2 separate regions of the Homo sapiens genome follow, and region 1 is linked to region 2. A link is a loop called in an ENCODE intact Hi-C map of the cell type or tissue named here. Cell type or tissue: IMR-90. All regions are shown on one strand. Each heading gives the region's core, and the rest is flanking DNA. Links, peaks and the distances in the headings are about the cores only. Region 1 overlaps LINC01256 (long intergenic non-protein coding RNA 1256). Region 2 has its middle 290 kb from the start of LINC02377.

Region 1 (8,354 bases), core at 74-8,073, 1.5 Mb after region 2:
TATTACTTGAAAACAAATAAATAGTATATTAAAGATATGATAATAGGCAGTGGGGTATGTGTATGTGTGTGTGTATATCTACATCTATATACCTATATCTATCTATATATTTCCCCTAAGATCTAAAGGTAAAGTAGAGTCCACTGGGGAGACAAATGTAAAGAACATAATGTAGTCAATGGAAACTTCAGGTTCAATAAAAAATTAGAAAAGTGTAATTCTTATTGCCTATAGACACATTTACTTCTTTGATTCTCAATATCTACAAATATTTGTGAACATAGTCTTCTTCTAAATAGAGAAGGTTATGAAATAAAAGCTTACATTGGAGACATTTTCCAAACACACTTTTCAAACTGATAGTACAAACTAGCTCAAAAATATAAAACTGGACAAGAATTCTATTTCATTCTTAATATCAAAAGTCCTTTCTCACTTAAATGTAACTTACTGAAGCACTTTTCCTTGCATATATCCATGCATTCTCTCATTATGTTAAGCTTATTCCATTAAAAATATTTCAAATAAAATCAGTGATTGCTCTTTGTGAAATGTATGGGAATTAAGACATGATTTTCTAATTTTTATTATTGATAAATATTTTAACAATATTTAATTCAGAAGATATAAAATAGGTTTTAAAATTTTAATTATATTTCACTGAAAATACATTTTACCTTCATTTTTCATCAATTACTCAACCTGTATGTTTTTCTACATATCTAAGCTATCACTTTCTAATACTCTTTGTATCTTACTTAACTAAATAGACTATTACAGGTAAATTTTTAATGCTATTTCCAATCAATAGAATTGCAATGTTAATATCAAACAACTCCATTTAAAAAAATACACACACCTTTAAAACACTGTGCTCAAATATTAAATTACATTTCAACAAAAGCTTTCTGTTTCAGCTGCTTATGTTATAGGAGACTTAACTGAAAATATAGAGATGATAACTAATGTTGAGGGAAATTAGAAAACAACATTATTGTACAATATGTTATAATGTTAAATTAGTAAAAATGATGTTTCTACAGAACTGGGTTTATTAAAAAAACTAATAAATATTGGTATATAAATTTTGTTCATGTAAATTAGTACTCAAATTCACTTACTACCACAATTAACTATAATATTAATGTTAATAATTACTTCTTAGTATAAATAATACACCTAAAAAACACTGGTGAAAATATTTTAAATATTATCAAGGTTTTGCATAATTACATAAAGAGAAATGTGCCATTTTTCACACATCATTACTCCTTGAAATACAACCATATACATTTCTGGATATTTTGTTACTTTTAAATTGACAAAATTGAAGATGTTGGAAGAAAGAAAATTGCAGGCAGAAAATGGTAAACTTCTATAAACTTCTCTAAATCATGCTGTACAGATTAGATAACATATGCAGCCTCGTGAGAATTGTTCAAGTCTATTATATTCTGATTATTATAGTCAAATCATCTTATGATTCATTACAGTACAAGGAGACAGTATTTCAGCAGCTATCAGTATTTCTTTTTCCAGTAAATGGAGTTCCAAACTTGCATTATCCTACATTGGCTGTTTAGGCCTCTTCCCTGGGAATGCAGCTATAACAGGCTCTTTGAACCCAGGAGGACCCTATTGAGTAGCTTCCCTTTATCTACCATTGATTTATATTAAAAATTTTAAATCCTGTTACCTGTTTCTAAACTCTAAAGCCAACAAAACTGAAGAATAGCAATTTGTCTAAAAGAGTGTATGAAATTTAAAAAATTAAATAAAGAACATTAAAAGAAAAAGTAACTTGTCATATAAAATCATATTGTAACTCTAAAATTCAAAAGAGTGTAGTATTTGTATAGGTAGGCACATCACACGAGGAAAAGAAAACGAGGAAGGCTAAAATAGAGTCAAGAATATATAAAAACCTCAATTATGAGAAGAGAGTGAACACCAGTGGGGAAAAAGGATGTTGTATTTGTAATGAATACTGCTAATGTCTCTAAATTTCCTGATTTCTAGACATGCTGCACAGATATGATATTGGGTAGGAGCGAATTAACTTAGAAGAACCCTGCTATAGTAGAGTGGACTCACCAGCATCTCTTCATGAGCCCCATCTCCACGGCTTTCACTTTTTATGAGTGACTGTGAGAGTGGCCTGATATCAAAAAGACTGCTTGAGAACTAGGCAATCTGAGCTTAGGTGTTCATAGTTTACAAAATCAATTGTTAAAACCAGTTGCTAAAGTAACTGTGTCTGTAGACAGTTATAGCCAGTGGTGGAAGCCTGCACACTGGTGCTAAGCGAAGCACAGAATCTCCTGCTAAGCTGCAGTCAAGGCCCTCCTGTTCCAAACAGCTCATTACCAGGTAATCCAAGATATGTTATCATAGAACCATTCTTCTAAATAATGTTTATTATATTTAGAAACACAGAGGGGGAAAGGGCAAAAGCTGGGAAAAAAAACCTTGCATTGCCTGTAATTTACTTAAGTTTTAATATCTGAAATACATAAAAATTAAATAGAAAAAGGCAAATAATCTAGTAGAAATAGATTAAAAGATTAGCAGACAAATAACCTAATTCTTATTAGCAATCTTAGCAAAAAATTGGAACGATTAGGTCAACAGCAATTAAAAATGTGAAAACAAGTGTTGGCTAGGATGTGAAACAAACAAACTGCTAACAGGTACTTAAATCTGTTCAACTACCTTGAGAAACTGAAGATATACATATCCTATGACTCCGACATTTTGTACACATGCAGTGAGGGAAACAAACAAGGATACACATAGACACTTTGTATAATGCAAGCAAATAAAAACATTGCAAATATCTATCAACTATAAAATAGATAAATATTCAGGCAGTGTTCTACGTTAATGTAAGGAAATCAACGGCAGTGATATATGCTGCTATGGACAAAACTTAGGAACTCAATATTGGGAAAAAATAAGTTATAAATGATTCTTTACAGCAAAATCAATAGACAAAATGTGAAACTAAGCAAAATATTGCTTAGGGATAGAAATTTGTGGAAAACTAAAAGTAAATTTACAGGAATAATAACCACAACAATTTTGAAAATGGTTATCTCTGGAGTATAGAGGACAGAAGAATTTGACTAGAAAATGACACAGAAAACCTCAGTTTTTTAAAAGATTATAATTCACTTTACAATTTTATAAAGTGAAGTTGGTTTATAATATTTTCAGAAATAATAAATATATGTTGATGTTTTCATTGTAATTTTGTTTTATTTAATACAATTAGAACACTTTCAGCAAGATTGTACCTAGCTATAGATATATAAAAAATAAATTTTATTCTGTTATAAGTCTAAAATATTATATCACTGTTTAAATGTGATAATAAAAATGTAAAAAATGATACTGCATCAAAATTTGAAAACAAAAGTAGATAAATGGCATGTTTACAATTTTGTTTTGAAGAGTTCACCACCACACTGCAAATTGGAAAGAAAAAGTAAAGTTAAGTTACTAAACTTAGTAATTTTGTCTACATTTTATAGACATTTTCAAATAAAATAGTTTATAACCTTCCCAAATATTCATCTTTTTCATTAAGTCACTTTAGACAGACTATAAATGAAAAAATGTTAATAAAAAAATGCCATTGAATATCTGCCACCTGGTGGAAGTCAACTGGAACTATAAGAACAATTTTTTGTTAATTTTTCTTTCTGGTTATGTTTCTATATCTCCTTAAATAGAATGTTCTGCTTAAAGCAAAAGTGGGAATGAAAAGAGAGGGTGTTTTTTTTTGGTAGCTTCACAGACACTTAAAAATCATTTTGCAGAAATTATATAATCTCCCAAGTGAGGAATGTGGATAGTATAGTATAATTTCTTAAATGTATAATCAATACTGTGCTATGAAAATAGTATAAAGTTGTACAGTGAATTATATGAGAAAAATGGCTATACTCTGTTATAATTGATGCCAAAAATAAATATGTTTTCATTATTATTATTATTACTAACAGACTATAATAGTCATAAGTGTAAGACAAATGTAAATACCAAATAATTACATTTGGATACATTTCAGCCCTCACTTCAGTTCTCAAATACAGAAAAGGAAAGAAACATTGGTAAATAGAATATTATATATACAATAGTATCTCACATATTGTGATATTTGTCTTAGCCTTCATCTTTTGAGTCATCAGTTTTATTTGCACTGATAAAAGAACTTCCAGCCTGCTGATTTAGCTATGTTATTTCTTAATTTTTACTTAAACGGAACTTTATTTGTGTAGTTTTGGTCATTTATATTATGATTCTTTATATTGTTCAAAGTGAACAGTCATGTAAACATTTTTAAACACACATACACACACACACATATATATATCCATATGCATATATTCGACTTGTTGCAATATAGATAGCAAGAAAGGCCATCTATTTCTCTCAGTATTATTAGTTTTAAGGAGGAAATGAGCTAAAGTTACAAGAGTTTCCTTTTTTTTTTTATAAAACTAACTATATAAACTAGTATATAACCTAAAAAGAAATGTTCTATGGATTTTTTAACCCCAAATTAAAATTTCCTGCTTGCAAAATATATTGATTTGGGTGTCTTAAATTAATGCCTTGTTTCTACATAGACTCATTAATCTAAAGTAAAATTATAGTTCACTTAAAGATTCATAGTTTTCCTATATTAAGATAATTGACATGTATAATCTGAAGTGAAAAAAATGGGGAAATAATATTTTATTTCAAAAACATATAGGAAAAGTGATACAGACATATATTCCAGAATACCAAAGCAGTCCAACCTCTGTCTCAGCTAACTCCTCCCTTTATGCAAATTGCTGAGCAATTGGTTTGATTTGTAAAAGCAATGGCAACAAAAGCCAAAATTGACAAATGGGATCTAATTAAACTAAAGAGCTTCTGCACAGCAAAAGGAACTATCATCAGAGTGAACAGGCAGCCTACAGAATGGGAGAAAATTTTTGCAATCTGTCCATCTGACAAAGGGCTAACATCCAGAATATACAAAGAACTTAAACAAATTTACAAGAAACAAACAACCCCATCAAAAAATGTGTGAAGGATATGAACAGACACTTCTCAAAAGAAGACATTTATGCAGCCACCAAAGATATGAAAAAAAACTCATCTTCACTGGTCATTAGAGAAATGCAAATCAAAACCACAATGAGACACCATCTCATGCCTGTTAGAATGGCAATCATTAAAAAATCTGGAAACAACAGATGCTGGAGAGGATGTGGAGAAATAGGAACACTTTTACACTGTTGATGGGAGTGTAAATTAGTTCAACCATTGTGGAAGACAGTGTGGCGATTCCTCAAGGATCTAGAACTGGGAATACCATTTGACCCAGCAATCCCTTTACTGGGTATATACCCAAAGGATTATAAATCATTCTGCTATAAAGACACATGCACACCTATGTTTATTGCTACACTGTTCACAATAGCAAAGACTTGGAACCAACACAAATGTCCATCAATGATAGACTGGATAAAGAAAATGTGGCACATATACACCATGGAATACTATGCAGCCATAAAAAAGGATCAGTTCATGTTCATTGCAGGGGCATGGATGAAGCTGGAAACCATCATTCTCAGCAAACTAACACAAGAACAGAAAACCAAACACTGCATGTTCCCACTCATAAGTGGGAGTTGAACAATGAGAACACATGGGCACAGGGAAGGGAACATCACACACTGGGGCCTGTCGGGGGTTGGGAGGTAGGGAAGGGATAGCATTAGGAGAAATACCTAATGTAGATGACGGGTTGATGGGGGCAGCAAACCACCATGGCATGTGTATACCTATGTAACAAACCTGCATGTTCTGCACATGTACCCCAGAACTTAAAGTATAATAATAATAATAAACAAGACTGATTAATGATTTGTCTCTTTCTCCCTATTGTATAATTCAGTTCCTCAACAGTCTACCATTTCTAAAGAACATTAACTTTATGACATACACTGTTCACATGCACAGAGTAGATTTCTATTAGTGTGTTAGTCTGTTCTCACGCTGCTATAAAGATACTACCTGAGACTGGGTAACTTAAAGAAAATAGGTTTGGTCCACAGTTAGGCATGACTGAGGAAGTCTCAGGAAACTTACCATCATGGTGGAAAGTGAAGGGAAAGCAAGGCACACCTTACATGGTGGCGGGAGGGAGAGAGCAAGGAAGTACCACACTGTAAAACCATCAGCTCTCATGAGAACTCACTCATTATCATGAGAAGATCATGGGGGGACCACCCCCATGATCCAACCACCTCCCATAAGGTCCCTCCCTCAACACATGGGGATTGAAATTCAAGATGAGATTTGGGTGAGGACATAGCGCTAAACTGTATCATTCCACCCCTGACCCCTACCAAATCTCATGTCCTTCTCACATTTCAAAGCTAATCATCCCTTCCCAACAGTTCCCAAAATTTTAATTCATTCCAGCATTAACTCAAAAGTCCATAATCCAAAGTTTCATCTGAGACAAAGTCCCTTCCACCTATGAACCTGTATATCAAAAGCAAGTTAGTTACTTCCAAGAAAAAATGGCAGCACAGGAATTAGGTAAATGTTTCCATTCCAAATGGGAGAAATTGGCCAAAACAAAGGGGTCATAGACCCCATGTAAGTCTAAAACCTGGCTAGGTAGTCACTAAATCTTAAAGCTCCAAAATGATGTCCTCTTTGACTCCATGTCTCACATCCAGGATGTGCTGATGCAAAGGGTGGACTCCTATGGCCTTGGGGAGCTCTTCACCTGTGGCTTTGCATGGTACAGCCCTAGCTGCTGCTTTCACAGGCTGGCATTGAGTGCCTGTGGCTTTTCCAGGCACCCGATGCAAGCTGTCTGTGGATCTAACTTTCTGGGGTCTGGAGAATGGTAGTCCTCTTCTCACAGCTCCACTAGGCAGTACCCCCGTGGGTACTCTGTATGGGGGCTTTAACCCCACATTTCCCTTCCCCAGTGCCCTAGCAGAGATTCTGCCCCTGCAGCAAAATTCTGCCTGGACATCCAGGTGTTTTCATAGGCAGAGGTTTCTAAAACTTAACTCTTATATTCTGTACACCTGCAGGCCAAATACAATGTGGAAGCCACCAAGGCTTGTGGCTTGCACCCTCTGAAGCAATGGCTTGAGCTGCACTTTAGCCACTTTTAGCCATGGAGTGGCTGGGATGCAGGGCACCAAGTCTCAAGGCTGCACACACCAGCAGGGCCCAAGGCCGCACCCACAATACCATTTTATCTTCCTAGGCCTCTGGGCCTGTGATGGGAGGGCCTACCTTGAAGATCTCTGGCATGCCCTTGTGACTTTGTCCATTGTCTTGGGGATTAACACTTGGCCTCTCTTTACTTATGCAAATTTCTGAAGTCAGCTTGAATTACTCCTCAGAAAGTGGGTTTTTCTTTTCTACCACATGGTCAGGCTGCAAAATTTCCAAACTTTTATGCTCTGCTTCCCTTTTAAACACAATTTCCAATTTCGAAACTTCTGTTTGTAAGTGCATATAACTATAAGCTTTCAGGAAAAAAACAGCTCATATCCTGAATGCTTTGCTGCTTAGAAGTTTCTTCTGCTGGATCCCCTAAATCATCTCTCTCAAGTTCAAAGTTCCACAGATATCTAAGGCAGGGGGAAAATTCTGTCAGTCTCTTTACTAAAGTATAGCAAGAGTGACCTTTGCTCCAGTTCCCAATGAGTTTCTCATCTCCACCAGAGGCCACCTCATTCTGGAATTCAGTTTCCATATCACTATCAGAATTTTGGTTAAAACCATTCAACACATCTCTAGGAAGTTCCAGACTTTCCCACATCTTCCTGTCTTCTAAGTCCTTCAAACTGTTCTGAACTTTTCCCATTACCCAGCTCCAAATTTGCTTCTACATTTTCAGGATATCTTTGTATTATTGACCCACCCCTGGTACCAATTCTCTGTTATTGTCCATTATCACACTGCTATAAAGATACTACCTGAGATTAGGCAATTTATAAAGAGAGGTTTAATTTACTCACAGTTCTGCATGGCTGGGGAAGCCTCAGCAAACTTAAAATCATGGTGGAAGGTGAAGGGAAAGCAAGGCACATCTGACATGATGGCAGAAGAAAGAGAGTGAGGAAGTGCCTCTTTAAACTGTTACATCTCATGAGAACTCATTCACTATCATGAGAACAGCATGGGGGAATCTACTCCATGATCCAATAACCTCCAGTCAGGTCCCTCTCTCGACATGTGGGGATTATAATTTGAGATGAGATTTGGGTAAGGACACAGAGTCAAGCCATATTATTTAGTCATTTGAGCAATGCCCATGA
Region 2 (8,354 bases), core at 282-8,281:
TATCAGCATACCTAAAAAGCCCCAGATACCTTCAATAACTGTAATTATTATCCTTAGCTTACACATGCAAAATAAATAAAAAAACCCATACTTCAAAACCACCTGTTGTTTTGAATACAGGATAAATACATACAATTTTATCTGCCAATTAAGAATAGAATAAAATAATTAAACCTGAAAAAAAAAACAAAAAAAGAATCTCAGCTTACATAAATGGGCCTCAGAATGCCAAGGAGATGAAAACTGTTCTTCGGTTCATAATGTTAGTAATGCTGATTTGTAAATATGATAAACACACATTTCCTGTAACCTAGCTATTCAGAACCTGGTGTATTCCTATATTCTGGCTACTGGTTTTCTTGATGCAGTCTTACAGGGGCAAAGCCATCACTCACAAGGGTAGAAATTAGAGGACATGGATAGCTGTATATTTTCAAGTCTATAGGATATCAGGATTTTGACTCTAAGGTTATAATTATAGATTATGTCATAGGAAAACTTTATTAACTCCTTTAGATAACAACTTCAGAAGGCAAATAGCAAATGTGAATCATTCTTGCTCCTTTCAATAATCTAACATATATTTATTGTATTTTATCAAAGCCATAACCAACAATATATCTAATATCATTAGAACTTATCAGGACCTTCTCTAACAACTCTTGAAGTCAGAAAGTAGAAAATGGAAAAAGTCTAGTCTTTGTTGTCAAATTCCAGTTACCATTTAGCAGCTATGTTTTAATGGACATAGTAAGAATAATTTCTTTAAGCTTCATGTCTTTTTTTCCACACAAAGTAAAGATAGTAGTAATTACTCAATGAAATCATTTTAATATACCAAATTAGCACATAAAAATTGACATAGAGTAAGTATGCAACAAATGATAACTCTTCCTATGTTCTACATTTATACTATGTGGTTCTAAGGTTTGACTCAAAATTTTGATTTCTCAAGATTTAGATGGTTTCCTCCAAGCAAACTATAACATACAAAGATTTGGTGAGTGTGTCCATGATACTCTTATTTTTATAATTTAATACCTGATATACATAAATCTTCTTCACCTTAGTATCCATATTTCCAGTGTGGAACATCATAGAATGTTTAGTCTGACATCCTTCTACTCTGGTGTCAGCATCTCGAAATGACACTCTGGTTTTGTTGTTGTTGTTGTTGTTGTTGTTTTGTTATTTTATTTTTAGGCCACAAAAAAACCCAAAAATAAAATAAATGGGCTCCTAGATTCCAAATTAAATTATTACATGCTTTATGCAGAATACTTAAAGAGATCTTTAAAACCAGTTTGCAATTCTTAATCCATCGACAATTTGATGGTGCAAGAGTTTAGATTATTGGAAGCTGGAGCGTTTCTTTGAAGAGAGTGTGCTATTTTTAAAAACATTCTTCCATCTCAGGTTGGAGAGGGTTGCTGAGTAGTGACTCTTCATTTTAGGTTTTGAAGATATTGTATGTGTCCTGGATCATATGTGAAACTATGAGCTAGTGGCTAACTCTCCTGAAAAAAAGTGAAAAAGTAAAGGGTGAGATGCTTATGGAATGAGCCTGTTGCAACAGGATAGATGGTTACATTTGCAAATTACCTGCTCTACCTTGGATAGGAGGTCAATGTTATGTGATTATCCAGAACTGGTTGAAGTACCTGATGCTTATCTGCAATGCCAATATCAGCCTATAGTTGCTTTAAAAGGGACAACTGTGATCTGGATGGTATCAATGGTATCAGAGGGTGATGGTACCCACACCCAAAAAGGCTTGAGTACATCAATAACTAAAGAATTTGAGGGGCAATATTAAGAAGCCAGTTCAAGAAGAAACACTACTTAAGCCAAAAGACACACTTGCTACACTCCCATAATTGCAAGAAGCACCCAAGAAAACCTGAGAGATAAAATGAGCTTTAATTAGAATTATCCAGAGTAAAACAACACTGAATTACCTATGTGCTAGTCAAGTAAGAGTTTCCCTGCCCTACTCCTTCCTTACTCCAACCTTGCCCCCAAAAAGGCAGTATAGTGAATGGGGAAGAAAGGATAAAAACATAAGAATAGCAAACTTAAAAAGTACCAAAATTTCCTTTTATCCAGAGTTGGTCAGCCTTTGGTAGGGAAAAGTTGAGAAGGGATTTTACTTTTTCCAACTTTGAAAAAACTTTAGGATTTTTGTGTATCCTGCTTAGACAAGTCCTGTAGCACTTGAGCTCTCCCTCTCTAGCCACTGTCACCAGTTGGCGATGAACAACATCTATCTGTCTAGTATTGGAGGCTTGTCTGCTGCTATAGCAATGTCTTTGTTACATAGGAGTGCAAAGTCATAGCTCTTTTAATTCACTTTGCATACGTAAACACGACTGAATGGAATATGAACTTTAAGTTAGAGTGGCAGAGTCCAGAAAGGTTTCCAGTCTAGCTGCTCCATCACAAACACATAGCTCCTTTGGGTGTGTTGACGTTAATTTACCAACCCATTTCCCTCTTTCCATGACTTCTGTTTTCAAATTTTGATTAGTGTAAACTTGTCCCAATCAGATAGGTAATGATGATAATTTCCTCAAAGGATATCTAAGAATTCTCATTAACAACCCATAGCCTCACACTAAGATCTTAAAATAAGGATCCAAGACCGAGAAAGCCTTCAAACCCCAATGTTCTGTCAAGCACTTTTCCTAGTCAATGGGAATTGTATTTTCCCATTAGGAAGGGCAAATAACCTGCTCTTCCTCACTTATGAGAGTAGAAGTAGGGGGTATATTTATGTACATTTTCTTCATTTAGCATCCTGTTACTAAAAACCACTAAATATTTCAATAGAAAAAGAGGAGAACATTTTTTTCAGAAGGACTTCTAACATATGTATATAGCCTGCATTCAAAGTGGTTAACCAGCGGGCGCGGTGGCTCACGCCTGTAATCCCAGCACTTTGGGAGGCCAAGACAGGCAGATCACCTGAGGTCAGGAGTTCAAGACCATCCTGGTCAATATGGTGAAACCCCGTCTCTACTAAAAATACAAAAATTAACCGGGCGTGGTGGCACACACCTGTAATCACAGCTACTTGCGAGGCTGAGGAAGGAGAATTGCTGGAACCCAGGAGGTGGAGGTTGCAGTAAGCTGAGATTGGGCCACTGCACTCCAGCCTGGGTGACAGAGCCAGACTTCGTCTCGAAAAAAGAAAAAAAAAAGGAAGCTTAACCATTTAAATTCTAACTGTCCAAATACAGTTCTCTCTTGCTCTCTTTAGGAAGCCTCTGCTTCAGCAGACATTAAATACAGGTGCTTTTCACCTTATTGTAAAACATCGTGAACAGTAAACATGCTTTTGTGTCTATATTATTTTATCATACATTCTTTTTAATTATCCTTCTCCAAATAGCCATTTTGCTGAGTCTTGTTTACCTTTTTAAAACGATGTTTTACATTCCTAATAATGCATGCTAATCCCATTAAATTCAATGTAGTAAATACGGCATAACGATATTGTGATGCATAAGCCCAGTTACAGTTAAGACATTAACTCTTGCAGATTGCTTGCTTGTAGTGCTTTAAAATATCTGCAACATTCAGCAAATTTGCTAGTACAATATAATTTGTTAATAAGCCTTCCATATTGAAAGAAAAAATAGGGTATTATAATTTTGAATATCACCCATTTACCATACAAAGGATTTTTTAAAAACACCTACTTTCCAAATACAGATTATTTTTATTTAAAAATGTGTTTTCTTGCACCATATACTTAATAACTATTAAAAGACATTTGCATTGTCAATAGATGGCAGCATAGCTCTTTAAGAGTTCATGGGGAACTACTTAACAGTTTAAGATCATAGCCATTAGCCATGCTAAAAATGGTAATCTTAATAAAGCTTTCTCATTGAACTTTTCTTAATACTTCATTGCATTGATGCCACATATTTCCAAAAAGAAAACTGAAAAGAATATGTAAACTGTAAATATTTTATGGTTCAGTTTTAGTTTTTTTTTTTTATTTAAGGTTATATAATTTTGGTGTTGGGGGCTGTCAGGTGAAGGAAAACACTGTTGACACATTAATGTATGAATCTTTCACTTTACTATTAGACTTTGAAGTATTAATTTGACATATAATATGTGAAGTTTTAATAATTTATCAATAATGTCTCAATTTAAAGAACACTTTTAACCAACATTTTAATAAATTGTTATAAAGAAAAAAATATTTGACCATCAATCTCTCTTTTCTAGAAATATAAAGATTTAATTCATGAGAGTAGAATCTCTTTAAACACTTTAGTGAATCTGCCTTCGGGGAAGATCCTAAAGAAAGCAAGACATACTTTCAAATCTCTTCCATAAAATCACACATGGATCAGATAACTCTTTGGGAAAAATAGTGTTCTTTCTGGACTATTTGAATTCTATTTAGATGGTCTGAGATGCCTCTAAAGTTGAAGTTGGTAGAGCTACAATATTCCTACAGAAATAAATGCTGGCCATAAAGATATAATGTGCTGACAGACATAAAAAGAGAAATCCAGGAGGCACAGTAATTTGTCTTAATTGACAAAGGTTTCTGCCCAGGAGCTATCACTATAAAATATAAAAGAGCATCAATCACATAGTGCAAATAAGCAGGTTATAGCCTTACGGTTAGTTTTAATAATTCTGAGCAATTCAAATTATAGCATTGCTTTATTAATATTACTAAAGTAATCTTTGTCAGTATTAAAGACTCCTGAAATTTTTCTAATTTTTTGTTTTCTTACACTTTCTTATTCTTCAAACAGAGAAAAACCCAAATTTATGAGCTCTGTTCTGTTTCACTAAGTCTGTGACAGAGATTTTCCTACAGCATGTATTCACATCTGTATGTAATGTGTGCAAGGGGGAAAAACACTTTTTTCTTCAAAAATCCCTCCTTAACAACTGTTTTCAAATAACGACCACTGTGTTTAGTAGGTTATTCTAAGTAGATGATTTTATCTATTCATTTATAGGTTATTAATATGTTTATTTTATATCTATTTGAGTGAACATTTACTATGTTTTAGGTGCAGTGGTATCCATGGTATTTCATAGGTAGGGTAGAAGTCTCTTCCTTTTCTTCACACTCAGTAGTAAAGAGAGGCACATGAACAGGTGTTGCTATCCCCATGGAAACACAGACACAAGATATAGGAGTCACTCTTCTGACTCACCTTTACATAATCTTCTTCCAAGAACATCAAAGATCTATATTTCCTTTGTAGAACAGATTGACCGATGCCCAAGGCATATTGTATGTGCTACACTCGAGTTTATACTCCTACCAGTTTACTTGCATGTTTGCTAAGAATCAGTTGTGTTTGTTCCAAAGCCTATTTATGACAGTCAAACTTGATGTTATAATTATATAATTTGATTATTGAAAAAAAGTGAGCAAAAAGAGAGTTGCTGTTTTTTTATTATTATTATACTTTAAGTTTTAGAGTACATGTGCACAATGTGCAAGTTTGTTACATATGTATACATGTGCCATGTTGGTGTGCTGCACCCATTAACTTGTCATTTAGCATTAGGTATATCTCCTAATGCTATCCCTCCCCTCTCCCCCTACCCCACAACAGTCCCCAGTGTGTGATGTTACCCTTCCTGTGTCCATGTGTTCTCATAGTTCAAAAATTAAAGTATAACTAAGTTTTTGCAGAGACTAAAAAGGCAAGTTGGTTAAAAATACTTGTCTTAGTAGAAACAGTAATGTTAACTATAATTATTTTAAAATGGTAGAAATATATAGTTTTTTAAAACAGAAAAAATCTAGAAACATCTTTAATATGCATTTTTTTACACCTTAAGTTCTTACCTTTTTAAAAAAAGTAATTGAAATTATAGTTAGAACATATTTTTAGTGTTTTATGTAGACAAGGTGATGGTAAATTCTGAGAAGACTACCCATACAAAAAGAAAATGCCGTGACCTGTATAAAAGATAAAAATACAGCTATAGAGATTAATAAATGAATATAATTTATAATTTATCAGTTACTAGTAATAACTTACCAAGTGATTGATAAAGTACTACATCAGTTTATAAGGGCTTCTGTAGCCAGCCACCATAAACTGGCTTGCTTAAAATAACAGAAATGCATTCTTTCACAAATTGTGAGGCTAAAAATTTAAAATTAAGGTGTCAGCAGAGTTGTGTCAACTCTACAGGTTGAGGGAGGATGGGTTACATGTTTTTCCCCTAATTATCGTTTGACTTCATGTTTTGACTTTGTTTGGCTTCAAGTTGCTTCACTCCAATCTCAGCCTCTATGTTTACATGGCCGTCTCCCCCTGTGTCTATCCAAATTTCCTTGTTCTGTAAAGACATCATTCATTGGATAAGGACCTATATTAATCCAGTAGGATCTCATTTTAACTCGATTACTTCTGCAAAGACTCTATCTCCAAATAATGTCAGATTCTCAGGTTCCAGGTGAGCATTAATTTTTTTAGAACAATAGTCAACAGAGTACAAGGTATCAAGTATGTTTTAGTTTAAAACTTTTAATGTATTTGTATATAATTTTTATGAACCCTTTTTTACCATCCTTCCAGTGTAACTCATTGGTTGCGAGGAGTGAAAGGTCTACCCATAATTGTGAAAACACAGAGGTGATACTCTCTACATTTGTCAGGAAAGAGCAAAGAAGAACTGGAAAATAATTTTATTTTTGATGTATTTTTTCCAAAACAAAGGTGCTTGTATATAAAACCTAGAGTGGGGAAACAAATCTAATACTCCATATCTTGTCCATTCTCAATCACATAAACTATTTTAAACAGTATACTTAGAGAATCCAAACTGCTACTGAAGATGAAGGGAATACTTAGGAAATTTAGAATCCTAATAATTTATCAGGGATTGCTCTTTGATACTGTAGATGTCCAAATAGTTAGTAAATTATAGTTAATAGCAAAACAATTATATGTAATTTCATAGGACATCTGATGTCTTTAACTGGCATACCTAGTTTTTAGTTTATTTGTTTATTTAAATATTACAATAGGTCTGCTCCTATGTCTACATAATGGTAACACCTTCTAGTAAAAATAAACAGAAGAAGCATTTAATTAGAAAAATGCTTATTTAGTGAGCAAAATGGTAATAGTGCCCAATCTGATAATGTTTACAGGCTACAGAGGGAGCTAAAAATTAAAAATAATTATAGATAAATTATAATTTTAATATTGCTCTAAGGTCAATTCAAGCGTCCAGTTAACTATCTACACTACAATTAATTTAGATATTTAAGGTATTACTAATTATGTGATTTGAGTTTAGGAATGTCTCATTTTTATCATATCTAAGATAGAAAATAGTAAAGGAAAATAACAAAAGTGCCCAACTTTCTTAAATACACTATTATACAGCATTAACTTTAACTTTGCATTTATAAATGGTGAAAGAAATCGGGCAGGGCATGGTGGCTCACACTTGTAATCCCAGCACTTTAGGAAGCCGAGGCGGAAGGATCACAAGGTCAGGAGATCAAGACTATCCTGGCTAACATGGTGAAACCCCATCCCTACTAAATATACAAAAAAATTAGCTGGGCCTGGTGGCGGGCACCTGTAGTCCCAGCTAATTGGGAGGCTGAGGCAGGAGAATTGTGTGAACCCGGGAGGCGGAGCTTGCAGTGAGGTGAGATCAGGCCACTGCACTCCAGCCTGGGCAACAGAGCGAGACTGTCTCAAAAAAAAAAAAAAAAAAAACTGCCTAGTCCTCTAACTGTGACAAATAATTGAAAATAACATTAAATGTCTTGTATTTAGTGCCCTGCAACTTAGGCAAATCTAAATATTTCCACTGTAACTGATTTACACTTTTGTCATTAATGTAAAATTTTTAAAGACACTCAACCTTTTAAATTAAAAACTTATTTAATATAGCTAACTTGTATAAATATTCAAAATGTTAAGATTTTTTTTAGTACAATTAAAATTAAACTTAGGAGAACATATAATTAACATTGTATCCTTTAGAAACAAATATGGATTCTTTTTAATTGCATGTAGTTAGATGCTTTTGTGTCGTCGAGATTAAAATGAAGAAGACTGAGAGAAAAAATGAGAAAAAAGTAAGAGAAAGAAAGAGGTGATTATTTAATTAATTATTTTTTCATTGTATACATTATCCAGGTATTTTTAATTTAAATTAATAAATCTTACTTTTTAGAGCAACTTTAGGTTTACAAAAAAATTGAGCAGAAGATACATTAAGCTGAAATTGTGACTCAATTATTTCTATTGGCATTTTAGCTACATTTCTTTAAAAATTTTCCAGTAAAATTCACTTAAACTGCATGCAACTAAGTTTAGTGTCATGGTAAA

The links. Peaks named below come from ENCODE experiments on the same cell type or tissue, not always from the same donor. Only the 100,000 strongest peaks of a DNase experiment are listed, where the experiment ranks them.
Region 1: it touches region 2 in a loop (4-fold over the local background); 10 of 110 quality-filtered maps call a loop at or near these places.

What each region holds. Positions count from the first base shown.
Region 1 is chr4:132,611,246-132,619,599 of GRCh38, forward strand. The region is part of intron 1 of LINC01256 (long intergenic non-protein coding RNA 1256); the gene reads left to right. Among named protein-coding and RNA genes, the nearest start is that of LINC01256, 24 kb to the left of the region's middle. In IMR-90, for the core only: a CTCF peak has its summit at 3,651; no DNase peak of the experiment used is centred there.
Region 2 is chr4:131,088,310-131,096,663 of GRCh38, forward strand. No RefSeq gene overlaps it. Among named protein-coding and RNA genes, the nearest start is that of LINC02377, 290 kb to the right of the region's middle. In IMR-90, for the core only: a CTCF peak has its summit at 3,801 (motif pointing right); no DNase peak of the experiment used is centred there.